Regions from separate parts of the Homo sapiens genome. Here region 2 is linked to region 1. A link is an interaction called in ENCODE POLR2A ChIA-PET data of the cell type or tissue named here. Cell type or tissue: Panc1. All regions are shown on one strand. Each heading gives the region's core, and the rest is flanking DNA. Links, peaks and the distances in the headings are about the cores only. Region 1 has its middle 14 kb from the start of H1-4. Region 2 overlaps TRIM38 (tripartite motif containing 38).

Region 1 (5,382 bases), core at 316-5,315:
CATTTTCATCAAGCAGTGGTCTCCTGACCAATCGGCTCCTCTATCCCAGGGACACTTGTGTACTGCGTTCTGCTCTGTGGAAAAGATACAGTGAACAATTCATCATTCTATTTTCTAGGTGATCACCAGCCTTTTTTTTTTTTTTTTTTTTAATCATAGTTGCTGTTACATGAAGTCTCTGAATTTCTAGTGTGGAGACTAAAGTAACTCAATCTTAGATGCTAATCTGCTGTATTGACTTCTAAATAATCCCAGTTCTGGGAATGCCTCTAAGATTTCTACTTCCCTGTACTTACCATAAATCCTGCCCTTAAGTCAAAACAATCTTGATATTATTGTAAACACATACTTACTATAAATCCTGCCCTTAGGCAAATTCCCTGTGATCTATAAGCCCTGGGGTTTGGGGTGGGGTAATGGCAGGTAGGCAAATTCACCAAGTTGTCTACATGCCATGGAAGACATGGCTTCTGTTTATAAGTCCCTATTAAAATTTTCTTTCTTGATTTTTCATCATCCTTCTTATGCCTCTCAGTTTCCTTGGCCTTTGGAGGCACGTTTGCTTAGAACTACTAATGGAGGAACATGTTTTCAGTATAATATACCTGTTTAATTTTTGTCAGTTATGGCCAGGCACGGTGGCTTATGCCTGTAATCCCAGAACTTTGGGAGACCGAGGTGGGCAGATCATCTAAGGTAAGGAGTTTGAGACCAGCCTGGCCAACATGATGAAACCCGGTCTCTACTAAAAATACAAAAACAATTAGCTGGGTGTGGTGGTGCACGCCTATAATTCCAGCTACTAGGGAGGCTGAGGCAGAAGAATTGCTTGAACCTAGGAGGAAGAGGTTACAGTGAACAAAGATTGTGCCACTGTACTCCAGCCTGGGTGACAGACCAAGACTCCATGTTCAAAAAAAAAAATTATGTCAGTTACAATATAAGTGTAGTGGATGACAATTTAGACTATTGCAATATATTCATGAAATTTACTATAGAGTAGATACTATGTGCTAGATACTGTTCTAAGCACTTGACAAATACTCAGTCCTTATAATAACCCTTATACTCTTAAAACCATTTTTCAGAAAACAAAATCATGCCCAAAGATGTCAATTGCCCATGGTCTTACAGCTAAGATAGCTGCCTCTCTTCATGAGACTTTTCTAGTAACGAATTCTACCATTCTTTGTAAATTATTGTTATCCCAAGTCCAACAAGATGTTATTTTCCTGTTTGTTAACTTTATTCTATTTTTCCCCCCGAGACAGAGTCTCACTCCCATTGCCCAGGCTGGATCGTAGTGGAATGATCTCGGCTCATTTCAGCCTCCGCCCCTTGGGCTCAAGTAATCCTCTCACTTTAGCCTCCAGAGAAACTGGGATCACAAGTGAATGCCACCATGCCCTGTTAAGTTTTGTATTTTTTGTAGAGGCAGAGTTTTGCCATGTTGCCCAGGCTAGAACTTTATTCCTAAGCACCCTTCCTTGATTTGGGGGTGAGGTAGAAAGCAGGGAGTGGAATATAAAACAGGAAGCGATTTGTGAGATAATGTACTTATTTTATGAAGTCATGGCATGATTCATGTTAGCTTTCTTCATAGTGTCCACCAGTGGCACTTACCTTCTGGAATATGGACAATTTAGGGTTTTGGGTTTTCTGTTCCTTTCCTTCTTATTTTTTACTATTCTCCTCACCGTCCCACGCTAGTCTCATATAAAATGCTTCCACCACTTCTCAATCAGCATGCAGTTCCTAAACCTTCCTTATGGAAAAATTCTAGAGTCCCTAATATTCAGAGATTTAAGGGACCACAGATATCACAAATCCTCCCACTTTACAAAACAAGAAACTTAAGCCCAGAGTGGTGAAGGTACATCCTGAAGAAGTGACCATCCTCTAAATTTCCAGCAGCATGAGGACCAAGTCTGACATTTAGGACTAGCAAACACTCCAAACCGTGCTCTCTGTACATGAGTTGCTCAGGAAAGGCCAATGTTCATTCAATCCTACTGTTTGTCAGTGTACAAGTACAGTCCACTCTAGGGATTTCATATAGAAGGAATTAAATAGAGGTAATTAGATAAACAGGTGATGAAAGAGTTGAGAAACCCAAGAGAGGGGGTGAGGGCAACCCACAGATAAGCTGCAGCAGAAAGTTGCCACCTCTGTCCTCTAGGAACAAAGGGAAGAGGTGATGCTGGAGTCAAGCAGGGAGAGCGCAGGCTGGTAAGGCAAGAATTGAGACCACCAGGAGAAAGGCTCTGTGGTAGGACTAAAGTCAAAGTACCAAGGAGGCTGGAGAAGCCCCAGGAAACAAAATAGAAGAGAAATACTCTGGCCCCATCATGATCGTCCATCAGTGACACCCATTGGACAAATCTACTGGAAACTAGAGAGCAAGGAAACCTGGCAGATGTAGTTTCCAGTGAGATACAGCAGCATCAGAGAGTTAATGGGCAAGTGATAGAAACAAACAGAAACTCAAACACCACAAATATTTCTGCAGTTTTAGATTGTGACCCTGTACCTGCATGTGACCCTGTACTTGCACTTAGCAAAGTGCCCTAGAAAACACAGAGGTGCACTTCCATTTATAAGGATGTCAGATCAAGAAGACAGTTTTGCCTTGTTTTACACAGGTTGCGATTTACCCAGTGTGGCAGGTATTCTCCAGGATGATCCCTGCCTCTGAGGATTCATCCTCTGGTATTATCTCCTTTCCTGTGGGCTGCACCTAGGGACTTGCTTCTCACAAATAGAATATGTCAAAAATGATGCTGTGTCACTTTTGACATTAGGTTACACATGGTTATGGCTTCTTTCTTGGGCCCTCTCACTTGCTCATTGTTTTGGAAGAAAGTCAGCTGCCATGTGGTGCACTCTCCTGTGGAGAGGCCCACATAGGGATTTGAGGCCTTTGGCCTAACAGCCCTGGAAAGAATTGTATTCACTGAATCACGTGAATGAGCTTAGAAATGGATCAATTACATGTAGTTTGGATAGCATAGCAAACTACAGTACATTTGGGCAACAAGGAATATCGATCTCAACCTGAGGCTCAGCTTCTGAACTAAAGGTTAGATCCAAGCTAAAAGTTAGATTCCTGATCACAGAGCCAGACGACCAGTCCACATATGCTGCACCATGACACAAATGTGGGCCCACCAGAAACCAGGAGCTCAACTCTTAGGTCCTACATGACTGACTGCCACTGGGGCATCTGTGGCATGTGGCAGTAGGGCCTCCACATATTTCAACACTACCCAGTGCAAAACAGAAAAGAAACTTTTCTGAAGTGCTGCTTTAAAAATAGCTAATGTTAAATGGAGAGGAAAGAGAGATAGTGGACAAATAATGGACAACAGAAAGGGGGGCATAAATGGAAAATTACAGAGAGAGCTATTGGTTTGTGACTTTCATTAAGAGCATTTGAGAAGATGAGATACAAGGTGACTGGAATAATGATTAAGAAGTTAAATCCTAGCCCTTTAATGAAAGCCTATATCCACTCATTTTCACTGTCTACCACCTTCGGAGGTAATTTAATTCCTCTCGTGGCTTCTGCCTGTCTTGTCAGCAGGCACAGTGTTGCTTGTGCCAGCTGGAACTAGTGGGCAGAGGGTTGCAGATACACAGTGCCTGTTCTCCTGCAGCCTACAGAGCCCTGAGCCCAGGAAGGGGGTAGCCTGATGCACAGAGAGGCTGTGCTCCAGAAAGGGACCCACACACAGCCCGGGCTGTTCCTTTTCATAGAGAAAGCATGAGAGCAGACTTGATAAAGAGAATAAACATTTTCTGTGTGGGTGTCAGCTGAGAAAGCCAGCCTTCCAGCACCTGGGAACATTGGCTGATCCTCCCACAGGGAAAGAAGCAGCCATTGTTCCCAGTTCATTGCCAGGCAACCCAGAGAAAGTCCCTGGGGTCATTGGTTGAAGAGCTCTGCTTGTGTCTTCACAGTGCCTTTGCTCACTGCATTCCTAGCTATGCTGTTGCTGACAGTTCACGTTCCCAGCATCACTATCCACCAGACCATGTTCACTTTCTCAGAAGGCCTCCCTGCCCCTCTGGGAGTGGGAAAATGGTCAATGGAGGGCCTCACTGAAGTGATATTTAAGCGAATGAGTATCTCCAAAAAGAGTGTTCTAGGCTTCCTCATAAAATTTGGAGAGCAGACATGAAAACAGGGAAGGTGAGAAACAACATAGAAATATATGCAGTGGGTACACCTCATAGGAAAGAGTATGGAACTTAAATCAGACCAGAAGCGTAGGGGTCATTTGAGACAGGGCCCTTCTGGGTAGGAAAACAGCACAATAGAGTGATCCAATGTGCACGTGCTGGATGGAGTTGGGGAGTGGGGAGAGAGAGATGAGGCTATCTTTACCAGGAAGGAGCAGAGAATATTTAAGCAGAGAATATTTAAGTGGTGTGACGATGTATGTTTACTGGCTCTCCAGAAACAAAACAAAAAAACCCTGATGTAACATATGCTAGTTCCCATGATGTAAATGCTGCTATTATGGCCAGTTTCAAACCACCAATGTTACGCTGACCACAGAGTAGAAAGGAAGGAAGGCTTTAAAATGACGCATAGATCTTTAATTGGAGGTCAGAGAAAATGAATACCAAGGGCAGAAATATATCTCAATGTACGGATGTGGAAAAGCCATTGACTTGTTTTTGTGACCATTACCTAAGGCCAACCAATTCAGAACCCCAGCCTCTTCATCCTTAATCTGAAGGGACTGTGCTAAAGAAAATGGGAGTTTCTTTCTGTCCTCTTTCATTCTTTCCTTCCACAGGGCCTGTCTACCTAGGGCCTTCCACATTTCTCTTTGCTCTGCCAAGTTTGCTCAGGTACCCAGTCTAGATGAATTCTCCATGTCCTCACTGAAGGTAGGAAGTCAAGTTGAACCAAAAGCAGGGGGCATCCCTGTTTGGAAAGCCTCTGCTTCTTGAAAGGTGGCTCAGCTGAGTTACAAACACGCATGCCTTCCACTGGGGCTGCTGCTTCTGAACCTGGAGCTGACTTGGTGGGAGGTGTGTGGGTACACTCCACCACCATTCAACATTCCATGTCTACCATGCTGACTCTTCTAAAAGCTTCATGTAGCCATGGGGGCAAACTGCAACCAGACTCAGTTAGTACTTAGGTGTAAGAACCCCAATTACTTCAATTTCTGCAGGTGGAAGCCAGCAAATCTCTGACAGAAATCCCAACATCCTGTCCTGCTTTCACTTTTCCACATTTGAAAATGGACAGAAGACAGTCTTTATATAATCTTGCACATATTTGTCAGGTTTTACAAGGAATATAGTGTTTTCTCATCTGCCATCTCATTTGATAGTTTTTCATAACTCTGGGAGGTACTATTACCT
Region 2 (5,382 bases), core at 132-5,131, 160 kb after region 1:
ACAGATCTGATGAAGAACAATATTTTTAGAATATACAAAGAATACTTAAAACTCAACAGTAAGAAAATAACCTGATTTAAAGCAGGCCAATGACCTGAACATCTGTTCACCAAAGAAGATACACAGATGCAAGTATGCATATGAAAAGATGCTTGACATCATGTCATTAGGGAACTGCAAATTAAAACAAGTAGATACCACTGCATACCTAGTAGAATGACCAAAATTTAGAACACTGTCAGCACCAAAGGTTGCAAAGATATGTAGCAATAGTAACTTGTTCATTACTGGTGAGAATGCAAAATGTGCAATCACTTTGGAAGACAGTTTGGTGGTTTCTTACAAAAGTAACCATACTTTTACCATAAGATTCACCAATCACACTCCTTAGTATTTATCCAAAGGAATTGAAAACTTATCTCCACACAAAAACCTGCACATAGATGTTTATAGCAGCTTTATTCATAATTTATCCAAAACTTGGAAACAAGATGTCTTTCAGTAGGTAAGTGGATAACTGTGGTACTTCTGAATAATGGAATGTTATTTAGAGTTAAAAAGAAATGCATTCACTTTGGGAGGCCGAAGTGGGTGGATTGCTTGAGGCCAGGAGTTTGAGACCAGCCTGGTCAACATGGGAAAACCCCAATTAGCCGGGCATAGTGGCGTGAGCCTGTAATCCCAGCTACTCGGGAGGCTGAGATATGAGAATCGTTTGAACCTGGGAGATGGAGGTTGCAGTGAGCCAGTGCCACTGCACTTCAGCCTGGGCAACAGAGCAAGACTCCTCTGTCTCAAAAAAAAAAAAAAAAAGAAAGAAAAGAAAAAAGAAAAAGAAAAAGAAAAGAAACGATCAAGCCATGAAAACACATGAAGGAAACTTAAATGTATGTTACTAAAAAGCCAACCTGAAAAGACTGCATACTATATGACTCCAACTGATGCAGGGCAAGCAAGCCAAAAATTAGGGCTTAGCCCGGGAAGAATTCAAGGGTGAAGTGGTGGTGTTAGCAACTTTTACTGAAGCAGCAGTGTACAACAGCAGAACAGGTACTGCTCCTTGCTGAGCAGGGCTAACCCATAAGTAATGTGCCCAGAGTAGCAGCTCAGGGGCAGTTCTGCAGTAATATACCTGCTTTTAGTTAAGTGCATGTTAAGGGGGATTATGCAGAAATTTCTAGAAAAAGAGTGGTAACTTCGGAGTAGGTACAGAGGAAAGAAGTCGATAATGTCCTGTTGTTGCCATGGCAACGAAAAACTGACATGGCGCTGGTGGGCGTGTCTTATGGAGAGGTGCTTTAACCTCGTCCCTGTTTCGGCTAGTCTTCAATCTGGTCCGGAGTAAAGTCCCTGCCTCCGGAGTTCACTCCTGCTTCCTGCTTCACAACTGTATGACACTCTAGAAAAGACAGTAACTATGGACACAGTCAAAAGATTAGTTGATAGAAATTGGGTGACAGGAAGTGTTGAAAAGGCAGAACACAGGATTTTTAGGGCAGTGAAACTTCTGTGATACTATAATGGTGAATACATGACATTATACATTTGTCAAAACCCATAGAAAGCACAACACCAAGAATAAACCCTAATGTAAATTACAGACTTTCGTTGATAATGACGTGTCAATGTAAGTTCAATTGTAATAAATGTACTACTGTGGTGCTGGATGTCTATGGTGGGGGGACATTTTTGCTTCAATAGTTACAGTTGAAGTAAATGTTTGTGTTTCCCACAATGCATATGTAGAAACTCTCACATTCAATGTGATGGTCTTTGGAGGTGGGCTCTTTGGGTGATAGTTAGGTTTAGTTGAGATCCTAGCAGATCGAGTCTTCATGATGGGCATGATGGGACTGGTCCCTTATAAGAAAAGACCAGAAAGCTAGCTCTCTCTTTGCCATGTGAAGACATAGCAGGAAGGTAGCCATCTGCAAGCTAGGAAAGGGCCTTCACAAAGAATCAACTCAGACCTCAGAACAGTGAGAGATAAATTGTCGTTGTTTAAGTCACTCAGGCTGTGGTATTTTGTTTCAGCAGCCCAACCTAAGACTGTTAATTGGATTAGAAATTTCCTTTTGGGGATGGTGTGTGGCGGGCGGGGGGCGGGGAGTACCTTTGTTAAGCTTTTATATCAATGAGTTTGTAGGCTTTTCTTTTTTGGTCATTGACTAGGACAGTTTAAATAGTATGAGTGTGAAGGAGATTGTTGGTCATCTATTCGATGTCCCTTCTCTGTTTTTTAATATGAGAACTCCTGATTTTCAGCCAACTACCCTGGAAAAAAAGCTAATCTTTCTGACTTCTTAAGTGTGGCCATGTACTAAATTCTGGCTAATGCAAGGCAAGCCAAAGGTTTTATGATAGGTTTTAGGACACTAGAGTAAAAGAGAGCTGTTGCACACATGCTCTTCACCCTACTTTTGTGTCCTTTTTTCCATCCTACAACTTGGGTTGTGAGTATGATGGCTGGAACTTTAGTGGCTCTCTTGGATCCCAGGGGTAATTGAGGGGTGGCTGGAAGGAATCTGTGATTTTCTGGAGTTTCCATACACAAACAAGACCTGGATTTTCTGGGCTTCCCAGACTTCCACATCTAGACTTGCTTTAAATGGGAGAGAAATAAACTTGTTTCAGCCACTGTCATTTTGGGCTATTTTATAGAACTTAATCTAATCTTCAAGGGTACATGAATTGCTTTTCCTTAAAAAAAAAATCAGCCATAAAATCATCTTCTTTTTTCTTTTGTTCCCCACATTATTTAGTTGGAGCTCTGTAACTTTTTTTTTTTTTTTTTTTGAGACAAGGTCTTGCTCTGTCACTTAGGCTGGAATTCAGTGGCATGACCATGGCTCACTGCAGCCTTGCCCTCCTAGGCTCAAGCAATCCTCGTCTCAGCCTCCTGAGTAGCTGAAACTAAGGCACATGCCACCATGCCCAGCTAATTTCTTTTCTTTTAGAGATGGGAGCCTTGCCCAGGCTAGTCTCAAACTCCTAGCCTCAAGTGATCCTCCCATCTCAGCCTCCCAAAGTGACAGGATTACAGGTGTGAGCCACCATGCCTGGCTGCTCTGTAAGTGTCTGAATTTCATTTTGTATTTATCAGTCTGTTTAGATTTTCTTTCCCTTCTTGGGTCAGTTAGGCCATTGGTTTCTTTTTAAAGGTTTTCAAATTTATTTGCATCTAATTCTTCAAATTACTCTCAAAATTATTCCAGTATATATTCTTTTGTTCCTATTTTCTTCTGTATTCTTTATTAAAATAGCTAATGATTTATCTAGCAGGACTTATATTCTTTCCATAACTTTCCTGCACCCCAATTAATCTCCAATTTTATATTTCTTCTGGCCTTCCTTATAGTTTCCACAGGTTTATTTTATTCATTTTTTAAAACTTTTATTTAATTGTTTATTTTATTATCATTCTTTCTTATTCAGCAATCTAAGTGCTTAGGGATATAGAATTTCCTCTAAGCAGCATATGCTAGGCTTTAACAATGTTAGGGAGGCCTCCCCTTTCTGGGGAAGACCACACTTACATTAACACAGGACTGTGGGATGCCAAGAGGTAGAGAAGAGCTTATGAATATCCAGATTACATCTTCACTGATCCTGCACAAAGGTGGGGTTCCTCGGTTACCCACTGGGTCCTATTACCCAAGTCTGGGTCAGCATACCGAGACTACGGGTATATAGAACAAGTGCAACTGGCGATAATCCTTCTGTTGGGGAGAAAAATCTTTTTTTTCTATTCATCTTAGGTTCTCCATCTGTGGCCCTATCAAGTAGACTAACAAAAGACAGATTGACAAGACAGAAACAAAGCATGTGCATTGTACAAACACAGGGGAGTACTGAGATGAATACTCAAAAGAGGATTTAGAACTTGGGCTTATATAGCATTTTAAGAAAAGAATACATTTTTTAAGTGACAAGGAAGACGAAAAGGACTTTGAGTTTCTAGTGCAGTAAATTGTGGGAAGGCAACTTTTTCTTTCCCTTTTTTTTTTTTTTTTTTTAAAAAAAAAGACTTCTCTGGTGCTATGTCCAGGCTGATAAGAGTCTAAAGTCTCTGGTGACTAACTTTTGTTCTTCCCCGAGTAAGAAGACACCTTCACAATTTCATATCCTGCTTTTAGGCAAATAGGGAGAGGGCAGAGGTGTTTGTTTGTTTTTAATCTATTTTTTTTCTCAATTGTCTTCAACTCAAAATACTTCTTATGCCAAAGATGGCATATTCTGCTACCCTTCACTTACTACTTACAACCCAGCCTCTATCATCATAATTAGAACTTCTGACCCTGGGGAACATGGGCAATAGTTTGAACTCTTTTATATCTCCCTTAGGCAGAGATGGAGGCCCAGCCATGCCTCTGACATCTAGACACAACTGTTGCTTCATTTCTCCTATTCTCAGAGGTGATGTTGTAGGACTTCAACAAATATCAGTAAACATTAATTTTTTTTTTCCTTGAGGCACAGCATGATCTTGGCTTACTGCAGCTGCTGCAGGCTCAAGCAATTCTCCTGCCTTGGCCTCACGAGTAGCTGGGTTACAGGCCCCTACCACCATGCCCGGCTAATTTTTGTATTTTTAGTAGAGACAGGGTTTCACCATGTTGGCCAGGCTGGTGTTGAACTCCTGACCTCAAGTGATCCACCTGCCTCAGCCTCACATAGTTCTGGGATTACAGGCGTGAGCCACCATGCCTGGCCATCAATTTTTATGTCAACTCTAAATTATAACATTTAGCAATTTTGTGACTTTTTATGGTCATCATTAATGTTGTTTATGTTTTAGTTGTAGTCCTGTCATTACTCACTCGGGTATGGTAATTTGGTCTTTTTCAAAATGAAGTTAAGGTCTATTTGCTCTTCTCTGAATCATAATAAGAACTGCCAACAGCCATTTCAGCAATAACTATTTACTGAGATTTTAAAATATTTCAAGGTAATTGGTCCTAGCAGACTGGAAAATACCAAATTCTTTTCCAGAACTGAATCCCCCATCAAAGTTCAATTTTACTCATAATTCCCTTTTCATTTGAAGCATCTCATTGTAAGCCAGTCTTAACCCTTCTCTCACACTTTGCTTGGCTGTTTCTCAGGTAGAACTCAGTAAGTCTGGTAGCCTCCAGGACTGCCGCTTAGATTATTAAACAACATGTCAGTGGTTGGAAGAGTCAATGTTATTTTGATTTTTCTGTTTTGTTTTGTTTTAAATGCAGTTGGCGGATAATTGCAGCTTTCTTTCATTCCCTACATGAGTTCAAATGGCAGCAAACAAACTAGGAGAACGCAGACCTTCTGACTTGTGGGTACCCCTACTCATCACCTGAAGACCCTTGGAAATCAAAGCCCTGACCCATTAAAGACGGATGGAGA

Evidence for each region. Peaks named below come from ENCODE experiments on the same cell type or tissue, not always from the same donor. Only the 100,000 strongest peaks of a DNase experiment are listed, where the experiment ranks them.
Region 2: POLR2A ChIA-PET joins it to region 1 with 10 read pairs; 6 of 35 experiments call an interaction of 5 or more read pairs at or near these places.

The regions. Positions count from the first base shown.
Region 1 is chr6:26,140,035-26,145,416 of GRCh38, reverse strand. No RefSeq gene overlaps it. Among named protein-coding and RNA genes, the nearest start is that of H1-4, 14 kb to the left of the region's middle. In Panc1, for the core only: no CTCF peak of the experiment used is centred there; no DNase peak of the experiment used is centred there; H3K27ac peaks cover 659 bases.
Region 2 is chr6:25,983,928-25,989,309 of GRCh38, reverse strand. It overlaps TRIM38 (tripartite motif containing 38), which reads right to left. Exons shown (of 8, transcript NM_006355.5): 8 at 1-5,382. Among named protein-coding and RNA genes, the nearest start is that of LINC02980, 6.0 kb to the left of the region's middle. In Panc1, for the core only: no CTCF peak of the experiment used is centred there; no DNase peak of the experiment used is centred there.